4 separate regions of the Homo sapiens genome follow, and all the other regions are linked to region 3. A link is a loop called in an ENCODE intact Hi-C map of the cell type or tissue named here. Cell type or tissue: endothelial cell of umbilical vein. All regions are shown on one strand.

Region 1 (5,000 bases), 180 kb before region 3:
ACGTGGTATTTCTAGGTCAACAGCATCACCCAGTGGAATAAGAATCCTCTCACTGGGCACATTGTCAGTCCTTTGCTGAAACACTCTAGCTTTTCCAATTTCCTCCCTTTGTGCGCCCCTCCACAAGAGACCAGGCTTTATGCTCCTTCTGTGAATGGAAAAAAACTCTACCTTTAACCATTAGGAGAAAAATGTCCTCCAATTTTAGTTCTGAGACTGTCCTGTTAGCAGGAAAACCACCATTTGGTTCCTGGGTTTTTTAAAGAAACCTCTTCTGCCTTTAGTTAGAATGGTACTTAAATGGTAAGGGGATTTTATGTCCAGAAGTTAACCCGAATCGCTGTCTAAGGGTAAACACTTTAGCATGGGCCATAATAGCAAAATATAGAATTCAATCTAGTACACCCCTCCCATTAAAGCAGTCTTGCCCAAATGTAACTATTACATAGCCTTTCCCAAGATCCATCTTTTGGGGAGCCATGCAGATCATACAAGTCTAGGGAGTCAAAGGGGAATCAGAAGCGGAGAACTAGGGCTGCATGGGTATGCATGACTAAGCCCATTCCTTAGTTCCTCCAGTTTCATGGCTGGGGTGGGGGGTTATGCCTGCAACCATGGGCAGCACATTTAACAAGGTGCTGGGACCACAGGAAGCAAGGAGAGAAAACAGTAGGGTGGATGCCCTCACTGTCTTCGCCTCCACCCTGTGTCATACCAAAAGGAATGAGACTAAAGATAGGCCTTTTTTTTTTTTTTCTCAGTTCTCTTTCTAGATGCATAACAGATTGTCTTTGGCCTGAATTTCCTCTTGAGTGCATTCTAGAACATTGGGACTCCTCTGACCCTGAGACTTTGAAAAAAAAAGCATCTCATATTCTATTGTACAACTTCTTACCATCTTGGGGATGAACAGACTTGGCCCACTGCGGTGGAGACTTGATTTTAATATTATCCAACAATTAGATCTTTTCTACAGATGGGAGGGCAAATGATCCAAGATCCCCTATGTACAGGCTTTCTTTGCCCTGCAAGATAACCCAGACTTGCAAGCATTGCACAATCAACCTAGCTCTTTTAGCAGCCATGTCAGGAAATTCCATAGGAAATGATTCCCCAAAACTAAAGCATATTCCAGGGGGACAATCTGAGACAGCTACTGAGTGTCTCAACCCTTCCAGTCTCCCTTATCTGGGACCCCCACTAACCATGCCACCAGCTCCTCCAGCTGCACTATCTCTAAAACTACCCACTTTCCCTGCTTCACTCTTACCCCTACAAGAAATGCCTGATGAAAATTGTGCTATTAGGATTCACATTTCCTGCTCATTTCAGGACCTTTGGCAAATAAAGGGAGACTAGGCCAATTTTCTGATGACCCCAATAGGTATATAGAAGCTTTCCGAACTTTAACTCAGGTGTTTGACCTCGCATGGAGGGATGTTATGCTGCTTCTAAGCCAAACCCTCACCGCAGCTGAAAAGCAGGCAGCTCTGCAGCTAGCAGAGAAATTTGGAGATGAACAACATGTTTTTTATAGTAGACTGAAAAGGAGAAAAGGAGACAGAGAAGGTGAAGGAATAATGGAAACACCATTCCAAATAGGAAGGGAAGCAGTTCTTTTTGCCAACCCTGATTGGAACTCCAATAGTTCTGCAGATAAATGGTAAAGGAAACACTTTTAATGTGTATATTAGAGGGCCTACAAAGAACTAGGGCCAAACCTTTTAATTATTCTAAACTGTCCATGATAGACCAAAAGCCAGATGAGAATCCTGCAGCCTTTATGGAAAGGCTGAGAGATACACTAATAAAACACACTTCCTATCCCCTTATTCAGTCAAGGGATGGCTCATCCTAAAGAACAAGTTTATTACACAGGCAGTTCCCAACATTAAGAGGAAACTACAGCAGCAGGTGATAGGACCAGATAGCACCTTGGAGAACCTCCTGAGCATGGCCACTTTGGTCTTTTAAATAGGGACAGGAGGATGCCCAAGAGAAAGAGAGGAAACACAAGAGAAGGACAGAGCCTCCAGTAGCTGTTTTGCAGGCTTGCAAAGCCCAGGATTCCTCAGGTGCATCCGCTAGATGCTATTGATGTGGCAAGTCAGGGCACTTTAAGAAGGAGTGCCAGGCAGCAAGAAGTCACCTTGACCCTGTCCAGACTGTAGCATGGATCACTGGAGATCAGACTGCTCCCAGAGACAGAAGTCACCAGTTTCAGAACCAGTCTCACAGATGGTCCAATAGGACTGATGGTTCCTGGGGCTCAAACCTCCAGCTCCAGTGGCTCAAACTGTCATGAACAGCACAGAAGCCCCAGGTGATTCTGGAAATTAAAGGAAGGAAGGTAGACCTCCTTCTGGACAACAGAGCCAGTCTCTTCTCCTGTCTAATCCAGGCCTCCCCTCTTCCCATAGCATGAACGTGAGGGGCATCTCAGGAAAAATTCTAATCTAATATTTTTCTCAACCCCTTAGTTGCAGTTGGGGGGACCTATTATTTATACATGCCTCCAAGCCATTGCCACAGTGGCCCTACTGGTCCCAGAAGCCACCAAATTAACCCTGGGAAATGATTTACACCCCACATAATGTGGCAGGATTGCTGTCCTCTAGGGGGAGCCTTTGGCTAACAGCCAGCCAGCTCCTTAACAGACTCTGTTGTTAGAGATTTCCACAATTGAGTTAAACACTTGTTCTCACCTAAACACAGCCACTTTCCTTCCAGAGGAAGCTGGGGAACCTGAATATGACTGTGAACAAGTTATAATACAAACCAATGCAGCCAGAGAGTATCTCAGGGAAACTCTCCTAGAAAATCCAGACTAGACCCTCTTCACAGATAGTAGCTGTGAAGCTCCACAGTCAGGATATGCAGTAGCCACTCTAAATGACGTCTTTCAAAGTGTGTCTCTCTCTCCAGCCACAAGCAGTCAATTAGCTGAACTGATAGCTCTTACAAGAGCACTTGAATTAAGCAAAATAAAGGTAGGTAATATTTACACTCCAAGTATACTTTCTTAGTTCTCCATGCTCATGGTGCCATTTGGAAGGAAAGACACTTTCTTACTGCTAATGGATCTCCTATAAAATACCACCAGGGGCAGGGCGCGGTGGCTCAAGCCTGTAATCCCAGCACTTTGGGAGGCCGAGGCGGGTGGATCACAAGATCAGGAGATCGAGAACATCCTGGCTAACACGGTGAAACCCCATCTCTACTAAAAATACAAAAAATTAGCCTGGTGTGGTGGCGCACACCTGTAGTCCCAGCTACTCGGGAGGCTGAGGCAGGAGAATGGCGTGAACCCAGGAGGTGGAGCTTGCAGTGAGCCGAGATTGTGCCACTGCAACCAGCCTGGGCCACAGAGTGAGACTCTGTCTCAAAAAAACAAAAAACAAAAAACAAAAAAACAAACAAAAAAAACAAAACAAACAAACAAAAACCACCAGGAAATTAGCAGGTTATCATCCTCAGTTTTCCTTCCATGAAAGATAACAGTGCTACACTGTAAGGGACATCAAAAGGGAAAAGATGAAGTAGCTGAAGGAAATAGGTTAGCTGATCAGGCAGCTAAGTCAGCAGCAAGGAAGCCTCAAGACATCTATGGACTTCAAGCCCCTCTAATCTGGGAAGGTTCCATAAAGAAATTAAACCTCAGTACTTCCCTGCAGAAATAGAATGGGCCACTTCTCAAGTGTATATTTTCCAGCTCTCAGGATGGCTACAGTCAGGATGGCAAACTCTACTTGCCAGTCTCTAGCCAATGGAAAGTCCTTAAAATCCTCCATCAAGCTTTTCACTTGGGAAAGGATAAAACTCATCAATGTGCCCAGAGATTGTTTTCAGGAGAGAACTTACCAAAAACAGCCAAACAGGTTGTTAATGCTTGTGAAATCTGTCTTAAAAATAATCCCCTGAACAGGTGGCTCCTTCCTCCTCAAACCCAAAGAATAGGAAGCTATCCAGGGGAGGACTGGCAGACAGACTTCACCCACATGCCAAAGATGAAGGGCATCCAATATCTCCTGGTAGGGACAGATACTTTCGCCAACTGGTTAGAAGCATTTTCATGCCATACAGAAAAGGCATCTGAGGTAATAAAGTGTTAGTTAATGAAATAACTCCCCGCTGTGGTCTACTTAAATACCTCCAAAGTGACAATGGCAGACAAAGTGAGCCCTTTTAAAATGCTGTATGGATGGTCTTTCCTTACCAATGATTTTCTATTAAATTAAGAAATCTCTGAGTTGGTTGAGCATGTAACCTCTCTGGCTCACTTCCAGCAGGAATTAACACAGTTAGCAAAAGCCCAACTCCAAGAAATAGGATCACCTTTATTTAACCCAGGAGATTTGGTATTGGTGAAAGCTCTCCCTTCTCTCTCTCTTCCTGACCCCAAGCTGGGAAGGGCCCTACACTGTTCTTTCAACCCCCTCAGCAGTAAAAGTTACAGGTATTAATTCCTGCATACATCACACTCCAGTCAAAGCCTGGAAAGCTGAGAGAGCAACCTCTGACAGCCCAGAAGAACGTCCTGGACATCAATGACAAAAAATAGGAGATCTTAAGCTGAAAATCATAAAAGATAAGTAAGTAAGTAAGGGCTACCCATCTTACTCAGTCCCACCTTTAACTCACCAGATACTTTTTGTCATTTCAACATTTCCTCTCGAGATTCGCAGCCAGATATTAGCACTTCTTTTTAACACATATTTGCAGGGAGATTTTAATTATACATGGGATTACATTTGTAACTTCATAGAACCCCAAGGAGAAATTCTACATCTTGGCGAGTAAAAGTTTTAGACGTAAATTATCTACTACACCACCTTTCCGGGAATTGATACATGCGCTCTACTATTTGCAACACAACTATACATTGTGGCACCTGCAATATGGAATTCCGGTTGGAAAATTCTAATTGCTGTAATATTCTGTCTAATTATAATCTTTATAGTAGAATTAATAATTGGGGGACACTTATGCAAAAAAAAGGT
Region 2 (5,000 bases), 350 kb after region 3:
TTACCAGCTGGGCGCGGTGGCTCATGCCTGTAATCCCAGCACTTTGGGAGGGTGAGGTGGGCAGATCACTTGAGGTCAGGAGTTCAAGATCAGCCTGGCCAACATGGTGAAATGCCATATCTACTAGAAATACAAAAATTAGCCGGGCATGGTGGTGGGCACCTATAATCCCAGCTACTTGGGAGGCTGAGGCAGGAGAATCACTTGAACCCAGGAGGCAGAGGTTGCAGTGAGTCAAGATCGTGCCACTGCACTCCAGCCTGTGCAATAAAAGGAGACTCTGTCTCGAAAAAAATAAATAAAAATAAAAATAAAAACAACCAAGGAAAGAAAAAAAAAGAAGTTACCAACAGAGTAAACAGACAACCTACAGAATGGGAGAAAATATTTGCAAACTCTGAATCCAGCAAAGAACTAATATCCAGAACCTATAAGGATCTTAAACAAATAAACGAGAAAAAAAAAACCAATCCCATTAAAAAGTAGGCAAAGGACATGAACAGAGACTTCTCAAAAGAAAACACACAAGCAGCCAACGAACATATGAAAAAATGTTCTACATCATCAATCATCAGAGAGATGCAAATCAAAATCACAATGAGAGGCTATATCACGCAAATCAGAATGGATATCATTAAATGATCAATAAATAACAGATGTTGGCAAGGTTGAGGAGAAAAGGAAACACTTATACACTGTTGGTGGAAATGCAAATTAGTTCAGCTCCTATGAAAAGCAGTTTGGAAATTTCTCAAAGAACTAAAAATAGAATTACCATTCAATCCAGAAATCTCATTACTGGATATATACCCAAAGGAAAATAAATGGTCTGCCAAAAAGACATCTGCACTCATATGTTCATCACAACACTATTCACAATAGCAAAGACACGGAATCAACCCAGGTGCCCATGATGGTAGATTGGATAAAGAAAATACGTTACATATAGGTCATGGAATACTACATAGCCATAAAAAAAAATGAAATCATGTCCTTTGTAGCAGCATGGTTGCAGCTGGAGGCTGCAATCCTAAATGAATTAATGCAGAAACAGAAAACCAAATATTGAATGTTCTCACTTATAAGTGGGAGCTAAGGCTGAGGGGAGTGGCTCACACCTGTAATCCCAGCATGCTGGGAGGCCAAGGTGGGAGGACTGCTTGAGCCCAGGAGTTCACAGACCAGCTGGGGCAACATAATGAAATACTGTCTCTATGAAAAATTTGAACATTAGCCGGGCATAGTAGCACATGTCTATAATGACAGCTACTTGGGAGGGTAAGTTGGGAGGATCACTTGGGCCAGAGAGGTTGAGGCTGCAGTGAGCAATGATCACACCACTGCACTCCATCCAGTCTGGGTGACAGAGCAAGACCCCATCTCAAAAAACATAAAAAATAAAATAAGTGAAAGCTAAACATTGGGTACATATGGACAGAGAGATGGAAACAATAAACACTGGAGATGAGACGGGAGACAAGGAGTGGGGCAAGGGTTGAAAAACTATTTATCAGGTACTATGTTCGCTACTTGAGTGACAGGCTCATTAGAAGCCCAAACCACAGCATCACACAATATACCTATGTAACAAACCTGCACGTGTACCCCCTGAATCTAAAATTTTTTTTTTTTTTTTTTAAAAGGATGGTTGCGGCCGGGTGCGGTGGCTCACGCCTGTAATCCCAGCACTTTGGAAGGCCGAGGCGGGCGAATCACGAGGTCAGGAGATGGAGACCATCCTGGCTAACACGGTGAAACCCCGTCTCTACTAAGAAATACAAAAAATTAGCCAGGCGTGGTGGCGGTCGCCTGTAGTCCCAGCTACTTGGGAGGCTGAGGCAGGAGAACAGCGTGAACCTGGGAGGCGGAGCTTGCAGTGAGCCGAGATCGCGCCACTGCACTCCAGCCTGGGCGACAGAGCGAGACTCTGTCTCAAAAAAAAAAAGGATGGATGCTCATAGATTTGGAAGATGAAGCAAATACATTTATTAAACACTGTAGTGTTTCCTTTCACTTGGAAATTTAATGTTTACTTCAATTTTTATAAGAGGAGTTTCATAGAAAGGTGCATTTGTATTTATTATGCACTCAGTTTTATGTTGGGTAGTAGTAAACTCTCATAGCAATTAATGAGAAGAAATTTGTAATATGATAACTGTTTTTCTTCGTATTATTTCATATGATTATAATTAGAGGGAGTTGTTACACTTTAATTCATTCTTCTCTATTACACTCAGTACATTAGGATAGAGAGTTTATTATAAGCAGTATACATATCTCAGAGAATACAATTTATATTTTGAAGTTAGAATGCAAATTTTAACTTCAAAAAATAAATTAAATTTTAAAAATAGAAAGACACAAAATTACTGAACATACCAAACAAAATCAGTACTGAATATGCATAGAAAGTACCTAATCAGGAAGAAACCTAACATTACCTCTGAGGTTTTTCTGGTCATTATTTTACTGCCTCTACTCACATTTTTCTCATAGTCTCACAAGCAAGGATCATTTTTGCTTAACAATATATCTTCATCACCTAGCACAGCATCTGGCATAAATATTTATATTGAATTAATTAATTATTTTAGTTCAGAAAAGATTAAGTTACTATTGGAAAACATAGTCTACAGATACAGTGTGAAGAAATCTGATCTTGGGATCAAAAGATTTTGAGTTGTCACTCCTGTATTTGCTCATAAACAAGGTGAGTGACCCAGACGAGTCTCTAATTAACTCAAAGATCAGTTTCTTTATCTATACTCAGAGATTTGGCATAGAATCATCTCTAAAATTCTCTTTATTTTTGGAAAAGTCTTAAGAATTGTATTCTCTGAGATATGTATACTGCTTATAATAAGCTCTCTATCCTAATGTATTGAGTGTAATAGAGAAGAATGAATTAAAGTGTAACAATTCCCCCTAATTATAATCATTTATGTGTGCTCATTATTGCATAATGCAAATGCCCAAGCACGCATTTGGTTGAGGTTTCAGTGTCTATAATAAGCACTTTGTGACCTCTACTGGACATACACGGTAAAGTCTCGTATGAGCCCAGGAGTTCGTAGACCAGCTGGGGCGACATAATGAAACACCGTCTCTATGAAAAATTTAAACATTAGCCGGGCCTTGTAGCACAGATCTATAGTGACAGCTACTTAGGAGGGTAAAGTGGGGAAGGGTCGATTGAGCATAACTATTTTGTGAAGATGCAGAAAAGAAAGAAAGGAAGATTGCTAGCAAATACTTTCCCTCCATTTAGGGATTGTATACAATTGCACTTGTCTTTAATTAGATGTGTGAATAACCTATATAACAAGTATGTGATTGAAGTACACTGTTGAGGAACTGGAACTAAATATCTGACACCTCCAGTCGCCTCAAACTGAGATCCTGCAATTCTTTGAAATAGCAAAAGCCTCAACTTTGTCAGAAGTGCAAATGGTTCTCAGATTAAAATGAAAAAAAAAAAAGAGAGGAATGAGAATTCTAGCCAAGAAAATGAAAACAGAGAGTGTGGAACTTAATTTTATCTTGAAGAACAAACATGTTAAACATAGCCAGTATGTTTTTTTGCAGAGTGCAAAAACAAAGAACTTGACTGAACAGATATAAAAATGTGTAATAAAGTGGCAATGACTAAAACAATGTAGCACCAGTCTCAGAGCATGTGAATGGAAGAAAATGTCAAAAGGAACTCCCGAAAGCTGTGAGAATTTAGTACATTATAAAGTCACATATTAAGGCCAGGCCCGGTGGCTCACGCCTGTAATCCTAGCACTTTGGGAGGTTGAGGCAGATGAACTATTTGAGGTCAGAAGTTCAAGACCAGTCTGGCCAATATGGTGAAACCCCATCTCTACTAAAACTACAAAAATTAGTCAGGCATAGTGGCATGCGCCTATAATCCCAGCCACTCTGGAGGCTGAGGCAGGAGAATCACTTGAATCTGGGAGGCGGAGGCTGCAGTGAGCAGAGATCACGCCACTGCACTCCAGCCTAGGCAAAAGAACAAGATTCTGTCTCAAAAAAATAAAAAATAAAAATAAATAGGCCGGGCGCGGTGGGTCACGCCTGTAATCCCAGCACTTTGATTGGCCGAGGCAGGTGGATCACAAAGTCAGGAGATCGAGACCATTCTGGCTAACACGGTGAAACCCCCTCTCTACTAAAAATACAAAAAATTAGCCGGGCATGGGGGTGGGCACCTGTAGTCCCAGCTACTCAGGAGGCTGAGGCAGGAGAATGGCATGAACCCGGGATGCAGAGCTTGCAGTGAGCCGAGATCGCGCCACTGCACTCCAGCCTGGGCGACAGAGTGAGACTCTGTCTCAAAAAATAAATAAATAAATAAAGTCACATATTAAATGAGAATTTTCAACTTTGAGAAAGAATTATGTTATATCCCTACCTCTGGCCTTTATAAGCAGTATCAATATATTTTGAATTATCAAAGTAAGTCAAATATTAATATTATTATTAATATATTTGACTTATTCTTTTTCTTTCTTTTTTTTTTTTCTGAGACAGGGTCTTATTATGTCGCCCAAGCTGGAGTGCAGTGGCACAATCACAGCTCACTGCAGCCTCAGCCTCCTGGGCTCAAGCAATCCTCTTGCCTCAGCGTCTCAAGCAACAGGGAGTACAGGCATGAGCCTCCAAGTCTGGCCAATATTTTATTTTTGTAGAGATGGACTCTTGCTGTTTTGCCCAAGCCAGTCTTGGACTCCTGGGCTCAGGCAATACTCATCTCAGCCTCCCAAAGTGTTGGGATTACAGGCATGAGACACTGCACCTGGCTGAAAGTCAAAATTCTTAAGACTATTACTGACAGATTTTACTGCATAAAAATTATAAATGGTCCTACTTCAAAAACAATCAAGATATATTGAAAACTGAAAAAAATGAAAATATACAACCAGCTGGGCACAGTGGCTCATGCCTGTAATCCCAGCACTTTGGGAGGCCGACGCCAGTGGATCACCTGAGGTCAG
Region 3 (5,000 bases):
ACTTATCTTGGATTAGCTAAGAATTCTATGTATACAGTTGGAAAAATGGCATATATACATCTATCTTGAACCTGATTGAAGTCTGAAGACCTAACATATTTTGTTTCTTCTAGAGTGTACTTTTCCTGCCTCACAGTTACATTGGTAATTCTGGCATGTCCTCAAAAATGACTCATGACTGTGGATATGAAGAACTATTGACTTCTTAAGAAAAAAGGGAGAAATATTAATCAGAAAGTTGATTCTTATGATAATATGGAAAAGTTAACCATTATAGAAAAGCAAAGCTTGAGTTTCCTAAATGTAAGCTTTTAAAGTAATGAACATTAAAAAAAACCATTATTTCACTGTCATTTAAGATATGTGTTCATTGGGGATCTCTTGATTTGCCTGACATTGACTTCAGCAAAAGCACGGGGCTGTAAATTACCATTTACTAGATTAGCCAAATAGTCTGAATTTCCAGAAAACAAGGCAGAATGATCATTCCCAGAAACATTTCCCAGAAAATGTTTCCCAGAAAACTAGACAGAATGATCATTCAATGGATCACAGTGAAGCAAAGGACACAACTTTTTATTGTACCCCTTAATTGTCAACAGGAGTTAACTGATTTGTTGTGGTGCTCAGACTTTTTTATACAGGTGCTAGTGTTTTATCCTATGTATTTTAACTCATTAGTGCATAAAGGCAAGCCCCATATAATGAAGTCTCAGGGTATATGAAAGTAGCTGGCTTCAAAATAAAATTTTTGAGTGCATATTTTGTTTTAACACTCGTTTTGTTGTTTTTTCCCTTAAACACAGAATAAGTCAACAATGACAGACATAAACCCAAATTGGAACTCCATTTTCTCCCCATCAAATATTCAAACAAAACTAATGAGCAAACAAAAGCTAACCAGGAATACTCATTTTTTATGAAGCATCGACCAGTTCATACTTATTTTCTTATTGCAAGAAAGACCAATTGTTTGTGTATAAATATTAAGTTTCAGCATGTGTGTACACACACACACGTAGAAAAGTATTTCAATTTTACATGAGCTCCATTTCATTGAAAGAACTGGTCATGTTTCCCTTGCTTTTACCCACTGTAGCAGGGGTCATACCCACTGTATCAGATATCCTGATACTCAGCTTTTCTGCTGTTTTCTTTTCCAGGCTGAAACTGGACTGTCAGATTCTTTGATTTTAGCTTTATCTTCAAACTCTCGTTCATTATGTCTTCTCCCTGTCCATTGCACCCCCCACTGACACACACCATTTCTTTTATTTATTTACCTACTGTGGACATTCAACTTTTATTGACGCTTATTGGATACCAGACACTATGTCAAATAAGAGAAACAGAGATGACAGTGAAATTAGGGATATATACAGGGCACTAACTATTATTTGAACACAGAATAAAGCATACCTTCTTCTGCCTAAAAGAATGTAGGGGATAAACAGGTGTGTGTGTGTGTGTGTTTGTGTGTGTGTATGTGTATGTGTGAGAGAGAGTCCTTCTTTTGAAAATCCACATCCCCCATATCAATCACATGGTGCCACCTTCTGCCACAGGAGAGGACTATGACTCAGAGTCCACAATTGGTGTATTCATCTACTGTACTCACACTCCAGCTTTGTTCCTCACCCCCTGCCACCATGTCTTCACCACCACCACAGCACTCTGGATACCAGAAGTCTTACTGATTACCCAGTCAAACTTCTGGTCTTCAAAGTTCCCCCCGGGTCTCTCTTCAGCTTTGACTTGTTTATCAGAGAAGGCATCCAGCCCTTTAGGCAACACTCAAAGCCACTTTTTATCCTAGGCTCAACCTCACTGCCATGTCATCCACTGATATCTTTTCTTTCAAGTAGCAATGCCCCTTCAGCCCAAGTCAAGTGAGAATGATGCCTACCTTGAGATAGAAGATGTATTGAGATAACCTTTGTAAAGCAGTTACCAATATAGCTGACACATGAAAGATGCTCAGTGAACTCGAGTTTTATTGTGTGTTTACTTCCCTTTGCTTTCACTTCCATAGTCCAACTTTCCTTCCCCTTCCACTTCCACCCTCTATGTCTAAAATTAACTTCAACCCCAATACATCGCTGGGATTTGGAACCTGATTATACTCATGAAATCTTTCATTTCTTCAAGAAAGTCTGGGCCAGGCACAGTGGCTCTTGCCTGTAACCCCAGCACTTTGGGCGGTTGAGGCGGGCAGATTGCTTGAGTTCAGGAGTTTGAGACAAGCCTGGAGACCATGACCAAACCCTATCTCTATAAAAAAAAAAAAAAAAAATTAGCCAGGTGTGGTGACACATGCCTGTAGTCCCAGCTACTCAAGAGGCTGAGGCAGGAAAATCACCTGAAACTGAGAGGTTGAGGCTCATTGAGCCATGATCTTGCCACTGCACTCTAGCTTGGTGGACAGAGCAAGACCTTGAAAAAACAAAAAAAAAGGAAAGAGAGGAAAAAAAAGAGAGAAAGAAAGTTGTAGAATGCTCTAAATAGGATGACTCAGACTGTGTAGGAAACATGTTTTCTCTTCCCTTTGCAGGAGAAAGATTTTAGAATTATTGGCCTTTCCCAATTTCTGCACAGTTGACTCTACTGACACCTTATGGTGATAACGAGGAACAACTTTTCTCCCAAGAGAAATAGAAAAAGGCAAAACAAGGTATCTGGAATTCACTGGAGGTATCTAACTTGACCACAGGAAATCACACTTGCTACCTTTGTCCTTTACAGTGTCTCCACATGTCATCAGTGAGGGGAAACTATGCATTTTTCAAAAGTTATTTATTATTGTAAGGAAAGTGGCTGTGCTTCAGTCAGGAGTAGGCCAAGGTAAACATCCGGTATGGTATGACACAGCGGGTTTGGAGCGCAGGTGCACAACCCCATGCATTATGTAACCATTTACTATAATCTGTTTGTGTGAGCTCATACCTGGCTTTGAGCCACTCTGTCTGTGAGTAATATAACTGCACTGCTGACTCTGTAGGACAGGAGAGAGAATAAAGCCACGTTCCAACTGCCTACAATCCAAGTGTTCTTTCAGCTACCCACCACGTGTCCACCAGCTCCCTTCAGAACCCAGCTCAGGTTGGAACCTGTCAATTGGCATAGTCAGTAGGATCCCAAGATGAGTGAGCCCTTGGCCTCAATGATCCCAGGTCAGCCATGTGGCCCCAGCATGTGTTGTGGTACCTGATGGTAGCTGTGCTGCTAGGATGGGCCTTGGTGGAAACATGGGTGGTGGTGGACAGGTCTCCTGTGAGCATGGAGAAGGCACTGAAGTACCTGTAAGCACAGAGCAATGAGAGGACAATACCTTTGCTGGCATAGTTCAATGGGCGTTTTTGACTGTACTACGGTAAGTGCACACTCAGTCCCTGCAGGATGCAGCAAAGGTAGGGGACCTCCAGGCACAAACAGAAACCCAGAGGCCCAGACACACAGCTTGGAATGAGAATTAGAGTCTGCCATTAGTGTGGGCTTGGGCCCACCATCCCAGTCAGAGACTCCTGCTCAGTCTGATACTGAGGAAGAAGAACATCAGTTGCGAGTTTGCCCAGTGGTCCATCAGAAAATAGAGCAGGAACAGTCATTGGGGCCCCAGGGTTGGGCTTGGGGACCCCCTACCATGACAGAGCACATGTCTTACAGTGCCTATACCCCAATTATATTGTGGGAATTAGATAAACAGTGTCAGCAGTGCTTGGGGGAACCCCTACCTGCCTCGATGCCTCATCTTTGGGATGAGGGAGCCAACAGCATCGTCTGCTCTGCCTCTGAAATGGAGAAGTTGGCTTCCATTATGACTCATCCCTCCCTCCGTCAGTGATTGCAGGTGAGCAGGTGGTTAGCACAGGGCAAGGCGACCACACCCTAATTGAATGGCTGATGGTGGCCATTTGAACGATATGGAAAGATGCCAAAGAAATACCAGAAACTGTGAGTAAATGGCAGTCGTATCTAGATTTAGTGCATGTAATTTGGGAGATGGGTGTGTGGCAGGCTGTTCCATCTGACTACCCAAGGGCCAAATGATGAACACTTTACCTCCCACATGAGGGACTTTGTGTTGGGCTCTGTGCCCCTGAGTGCCTTTGGTTCCCTGGCCACTGTCCTCACTCTATGTGGGGTGCTGCATACATAAGGTGACTACTTCCATGGCGGCCCTCAGGGAAGCAGAGGGCTGTAGGTGAGACCAGAGAGTCTGTGCCATAAAAAAGGGGAAAGTTTCCCTACTCCAGGGGGCTACCTCTTGGGACAAAATGCATCCCCAGTAGGTGACCTGCACACAGATGTAGATTGATTTGATTTTGGCTGGGGTTGCGTGAAAGAAAATTGATAAGCAACTCCATGAAGTACTGTTAACTTTGTGGAGGCAATTGTCCCCAGAGCAGCAATTCTGGAAAATGCCTAAGAGGGAGAAGGATGATGCATCCTGCAGGGACTGAGTGTCCCACCCAGACACTCCAGCTCAAGGACTACTAGAAGATGGGTGGAGGTATAAAGCCTTTTTTTTTTTTTTCGAGAGAGACGGAGTCTCACTCTGTCACCCAGGCTGGAGTGCAATGGCGTGATCTTGGCTCACTGCAAGCTCTGCCTCCCGGGTTCACACCATTCTCCTTCCTCAGCCTCCCGAGTAGCTGGGACTACAGGCATCTGCCACTGCGCCCAGCTAATTTTTTGTATTTTTAGTAGAGACGGGGTTTCACCGTGTTAGCCAGGATGGTCTCAATCTCCTGACCTCGTGATCCGCCCATCTCAGCCTCCCAAAGTGCTGGGATAACAGGCGTGAGCCACCACGCCCAGGCTGTTCTTGATTATTTAAAAAATTTAATATCTCAATACCAATTATACTATTTACTGTACATTTAAAATACATTTTCTTATTGCTTTCAGAAGTTTAATTTTATTATTTTTGGTAGGGTTTATTTCTGGGATGTGAAATTGGTTCAACATATACAAATCAATAAATATGATTCACCACATAA
Region 4 (5,000 bases), 96 kb before region 3:
TCCCCTATAAATGTGTGACAGTAAAGCAAACCATTCAGGTTTGTTTGGAGAATTAGAGGCTGGAAAGAGAGAAAGGACAAAGCATTGCTTTCCTATTCTCTCTGCATTGACACAGCCTTTGGAAGTAGCTACTTCTTCCACAGTTATACTACAAAGCAGCTCTTCTTACAAGACTTCTGCTCTTTATTGGTCCCCATAATAGTGTGTTCTCTTCTCATACCTTCCTGCTTTTCTTGTCTGTAGTGACCTCCCTTTCCTTCTTCGTTCCCTTAACTCTGCCCAAATTCTGCGAGGTCTTCATAAAAATCCCTTAAATAAGTCACATGGGATGAATTATGTTTCTTGGGGACACTTTTACTGATACCTGAGCCTTCAAAATGACTGAATGTGGGGAGTGAAAGAAAGAGAGGCGTAGGCACCCACCTCCTAGGATTTGAATGAGCAGTGATGCTGTGTTCCAACAACACAACCCACCATCCTCTCTCTGGGACTACTGCCGGAGCCTCCTCGCTACTCTCCCCACATCTTCCCTCGCCTCCCTTCAGTCGGTTCTTACCAAGACAGGCAGCCAGAGTGGTCCTGTTAAGATGCAAGTTAGATCCTGTCTTCCCTTTGCTGAAAATCTTCCAATGCCTCCTACCTCACTCAAAATAAGCCGTATCTCCTTAATAAGTCGCTTTATAATCCAGCCCCCCAGAAATCTCAGACAACATTGCCTTCTCCTCTCCCTATTCCAGTCTCAATGTGTCTCCAGACGTACTGTTTCCTCAGAAGCATGGAACGTGCTCACCTCAAGACCTCTGCTCTTACCACTTGTTGGTCCAGATAACTGCTAGGGATTTGTATTATCAGGTTCAAGAAAATAAATGCGTGGTTCCACTCATTATCTCAGCATTATTATTTCAGAAGAATAGTTCACACATATTATTAGATTAAATTTTATTCACCTAAATTGCGTTTGAGAAAATTTCTTTATTATCCATTTTGAGTAACGAGTGGGAATCCTAGGAGGTGCTCGAGCAACACCAGGTGGTTACTGCCATGAAAAGGGATGTGAGTCCCTCTGGGGAGGCAGGACTGGAAAAATCTGAGGAGTAGTCAGTGAATTTCTATACTGTGTAAAATAAAGGGAAAGAGAAACAAAACAAAAACTCCAAAAATGGTACTGGCCCAACCATGATGGGAATGGGTATTAGAGAAACGTTCAGAAGTCCTAACTTTATTTCACTTCTTTTAATCCTCTCTCCACCCAGCTTTCACCGATCCACTCTATGGCATTGGAAAATAAATGCTTGGTTCATTTCCATCAGTCAGCTTCACTAGAAACTACTAGGTTGGTTCATTCACTTTCAAAGTCACTTCTAGATCCATGAAACCATATGAGTCATCCTAAAATCTCTCATGGACATATTTCCTTAATGTGTGATCTATAAGTCCAACACCATGAGGGAGGCTCTCAGGGTCGGGCTGGTTCAGGTTATTTCCCTTATGAGAGGCCAGTGGCTGTTCCACCAAGAAGGGAAGAAGCCAGGCACAGATGTTGCCACCTGGCCACTCATCCCGAAGCCTTCCCAAACCCTCACCTTCTGCAATAAGATCCATGTTCCAAAAAGCAGAGAGGAGGGCATGGTAATGTCTCTGGTGTGCCATTTATAACCCAGATTTTTCAGAATATGAGACCAGGTGAGATGTGCAGTCTCAACCTCTCCCTCTAGCTGTATCCACACCCTCCTCCATCATGCATGTGCTCACATTTTACAGAATGTGGGGAAAGACAGGAGAAGGGAGAGGAGAGTAGAGTAAATAACAATTAGATAAAATCTAAAATATGTTTTTCAGTTCACCAGAGTGCAGAGAATGGGGTGGGAGTGGACAAAAAAGTGGTATAAAGTTAGGATGGTACAAAAAGCACCCTTTGAAATTAAAGCACTTTAATACTATCTTGAAAATCAACTTGTGATGTTTTGAAAATTCATTCTCAGGTATCCTCACTAACACCTTTCAATATAAGTAATAATATCTAAATAATACCTACAAAATTTAGCAGATGAAAAAGCTAAGGGTCAGAGGGATGACTTGCTGTATCTACTAGATTCCCAGAGAATATGGGATAGAAATGGGACCCAACCCAGCGCTAGTATACAAGACCAGAGCTGGGAGTTGACTTTTCATAAGGTCTTCCCAGAAGACACCAGATTAGGTAGGAATTCAAATTAGGTAGGACAATTTCTTGTCCACTGCCTCCCTCTTGTGGCTCAATTAAATATGACACCTCAATGTCAAAATGAAGGGGATAATAGGAAAAACAGAAAAACTGGGTTATACATTCATTACCTTCATGACTCACGTGAATCACTTTCTTTCCCTGGGCCACAGACTTCTCATATTTCAGTGTAGAAAGATTTCCACGTCTCTTCTAACTCTGATGTTCTATTTTTATAAGATGTAAATCAGGTCTCTTATATACAGCCCAGTCTAAGCAAAGCATCTCAATATTGTAAGAACTGCCTGTGTGCATGTGTGTGCGTGTGTGTGCATGCATGTGTGTGTGGAAAGAGATGACAACAATTGAGACTACAGAGCAAGTATTAAGAGAACTGTTTGTATTTCTGGACTCCTGAAAATTGTGCACCACCTTCTACATGTCTTTGTGGTCAGTGGTGAACAGGCCATACCATGAGTGCTAGGAGAATTTTCCTGATGCCAGGATTTGAGCTTACCATTGCTCATTTACCCTAATTTCTTCCCAAAGATATGTTACTTTTGGGAAAGAAACTGGGGAAAGATTGAAAAGTAAATCCTAGCTTGCATTCCTGGGACAAATAGTCCCCGAGAGATATATAACTTTAAGCTTGGTTCTGAACTGAGATCATTGTCTCCTCTAGTAACCTGAAGCAGCATCAAGACATCACATCCTACTCTCTGTCCTTACAATAAAAGGCCTCAGTTTAGTATCCCGAAGTCCAACTTGGCCCTACCCTCCAGACACAGATATGAAGATGTAAAGAGAAGGCCAAAGCTTATGGAATAAATCCTACTCAGAAGAGAAGATAGGCACAGGGCCAGGTTCTATGCATTCTGGCTCAATACCAGCGGTAGAATTTAAAAAGCCTTTAGTTGCATCTGGAGAACTCCAGGTTCGTCTAGAGCAGTAGCTCTTAAAATGTGGTTCCCAGAGTAGTAGCATCAGTATCACCTGACATTGTGGTTGACATGCAAATACCCTACCCCAGACCTATTGAATCAGACAGTCTCGGTGTGCATTCTGTGTTTTAAGAAGCCCTCCAGATTTTGATACACACTCAAGTTTGATATCTACAGGCTTATAGCAGTAATTGGCAACATTGACTATACGGTAGAATCCGCTAAAGAGCTACAAAAAATTTTGACTCTCCAACCATAATCCATATTAATTAAATCAGAATACCTGGTAATGGGGCTCATGTGTTAGTACGTGTTAAAGTTTCCCAAGTTATCCCAATGCTCAGACAAGATTGAGATCCATTGCTCTAGAGGCAAAGGCAGACTTCTTGGAGAGTCTTTTGCTTCTGTCTCCATCCTTTCAGCTAACTAGTAGAAGGGCCCAGGCCTTTCTCACATTAACTTCTGTTAAGCAAGTTCTAGTCCCATCTCAGGTTTGTGCAGGTGATTTGTTTTTAAACATAAGCTTGGGACTTTAATTTTACCTGATTAAATTTGATCTGTATTCCAACGCTCATGTTCCAGACTTTTGGGTTGTATCTTCAATCTGGACACTCTCGTTTTATAAATTATACTTCTTGTTTTTGGATCATTTGCAAATAGGATCAGCAACTAAATTCTTGATGAAAATATTAAGTGGTTGAAGATCCAACCAAGAGACTCCACAAAGGATGACATTAACACCCCCTGCATAGGATTTCTACCAGATGACAATCCATATAACTGGTTATTCAGGGCATGGTAGGCAGCCATAGTCCTGATTCTCTGGTTTTCCATATTTAGGGTCAACCCTGAGCCATTTGGCTGAGACCAGCTGGGCCTGGGTGTCATCTGATCACCTTTGTTACAGGATCAGTCCCGAGCCTGTGCACTGAGGCCTCTTCAGTACTTCTTCTGAACTAATAATACAAGGTTCCAAATGTCAGATATAGGAGAAACCGAGTGTTGGAGTTATCTGGGCCTGGGTTTTTAAAATACAAGTAAGGACAAAGGATGTCAAGATGTATAACTCTGATGTTCAGTCTTCGGCTTCAGTCTTCCTCACTTGACTGTCACTCTAGCCCTGAAGCAAATATACCAATGCCATGCCATGAAATTGCCTCATGGGCATAATTGTTGTACATTCCGACTAAACACAATAAGAAGACGGCAGGGCTTGAGTTTCACCACCAGCCCCCAGATGACCGCATAACAGCTATCACATAGTCTTACTGAACTAAAGTACCTGGGAACTTGAACTCCAAGCTCTTGGTGCTGATCCTGTGAAAAGTGCAATGTTGCATGTCCTGTCCCAGCTTCCTCTTTTCCAGGGACTTTCATATCTTAACTGTTCCTCTTGTGGTGCTCTCAGAGCTTTTCTCCACCAACCACTTTTTTTTTCTTTTTGCATTTCAAAACACATCACTTTTCGTTTATTTCATTATACAAATTATTTGCTTTCAAATCCATTTTTTCATGCATAAGTGCATGGCCATTTCTATTTCTTTAGTTAAATTGTCTGGTCCTGCACTTCATCCATTTATATTTTTTCTATGATTACTATGTGGGCATTCTATTCTCATTTTCTTGCCATTCAGTCTTTTTTAACACAACGCATCACTTGTATTAGTTATTGTATACTCCATTTTAATTTCTGATAGTACTGTCTTTACTTCAACATTAGTCTTTATTAAAATACTTTTGGCTAGTCATACTCATTCCACATGGACATAAAGAACATTAAGTCAATTTCCACAAGAGATTTATTTGAAAGTATATTATATTACGTCCGAAAAAAATGTGGAATAACTGACAACCAG

Evidence for each region. A loop is a pair of places that touch in the nucleus more often than their neighbours do. Peaks named below come from ENCODE experiments on the same cell type or tissue, not always from the same donor. Only the 100,000 strongest peaks of a DNase experiment are listed, where the experiment ranks them.
Region 1: a loop joins it to region 3, with 7 times the contacts of the local background. A loop is called at or near these places in 2 of 110 quality-filtered maps.
Region 2: a loop joins it to region 3, with 8 times the contacts of the local background. A loop is called at or near these places in 3 of 110 quality-filtered maps.
Region 4: a loop joins it to region 3, with 8 times the contacts of the local background. A loop is called at or near these places in 9 of 110 quality-filtered maps.

The regions. Positions count from the first base shown.
Region 1 is chr11:60,343,338-60,348,337 of GRCh38, reverse strand. It overlaps a transcript of MS4A6E not described here. Among named protein-coding and RNA genes, the nearest start is that of MS4A6E, 19 kb to the right of the region's middle. In endothelial cell of umbilical vein, a CTCF peak has its summit at 2,585 (motif pointing right); a DNase peak (open chromatin) is centred at 2,717; H3K27me3 peaks cover 1,575 bases.
Region 2 is chr11:59,821,199-59,826,198 of GRCh38, reverse strand. No RefSeq gene overlaps it. Among named protein-coding and RNA genes, the nearest start is that of MRPL16, 13 kb to the right of the region's middle. In endothelial cell of umbilical vein, a CTCF peak has its summit at 3,036 (motif pointing left); a DNase peak (open chromatin) is centred at 3,028.
Region 3 is chr11:60,167,367-60,172,366 of GRCh38, reverse strand. It overlaps a transcript of MS4A6A not described here. Among named protein-coding and RNA genes, the nearest start is that of LINC02705, 5.5 kb to the right of the region's middle. RefSeq lists an enhancer at 2,755-3,954. In endothelial cell of umbilical vein, a CTCF peak has its summit at 2,618; DNase peaks (open chromatin) are centred at 166 and 2,856; H3K27ac peaks cover 2,078 bases.
Region 4 is chr11:60,263,054-60,268,053 of GRCh38, reverse strand. No RefSeq gene overlaps it. Among named protein-coding and RNA genes, the nearest start is that of MS4A4A, 15 kb to the left of the region's middle. In endothelial cell of umbilical vein, a CTCF peak has its summit at 2,259 (motif pointing left); a DNase peak (open chromatin) is centred at 2,243; H3K27me3 peaks cover 745 bases.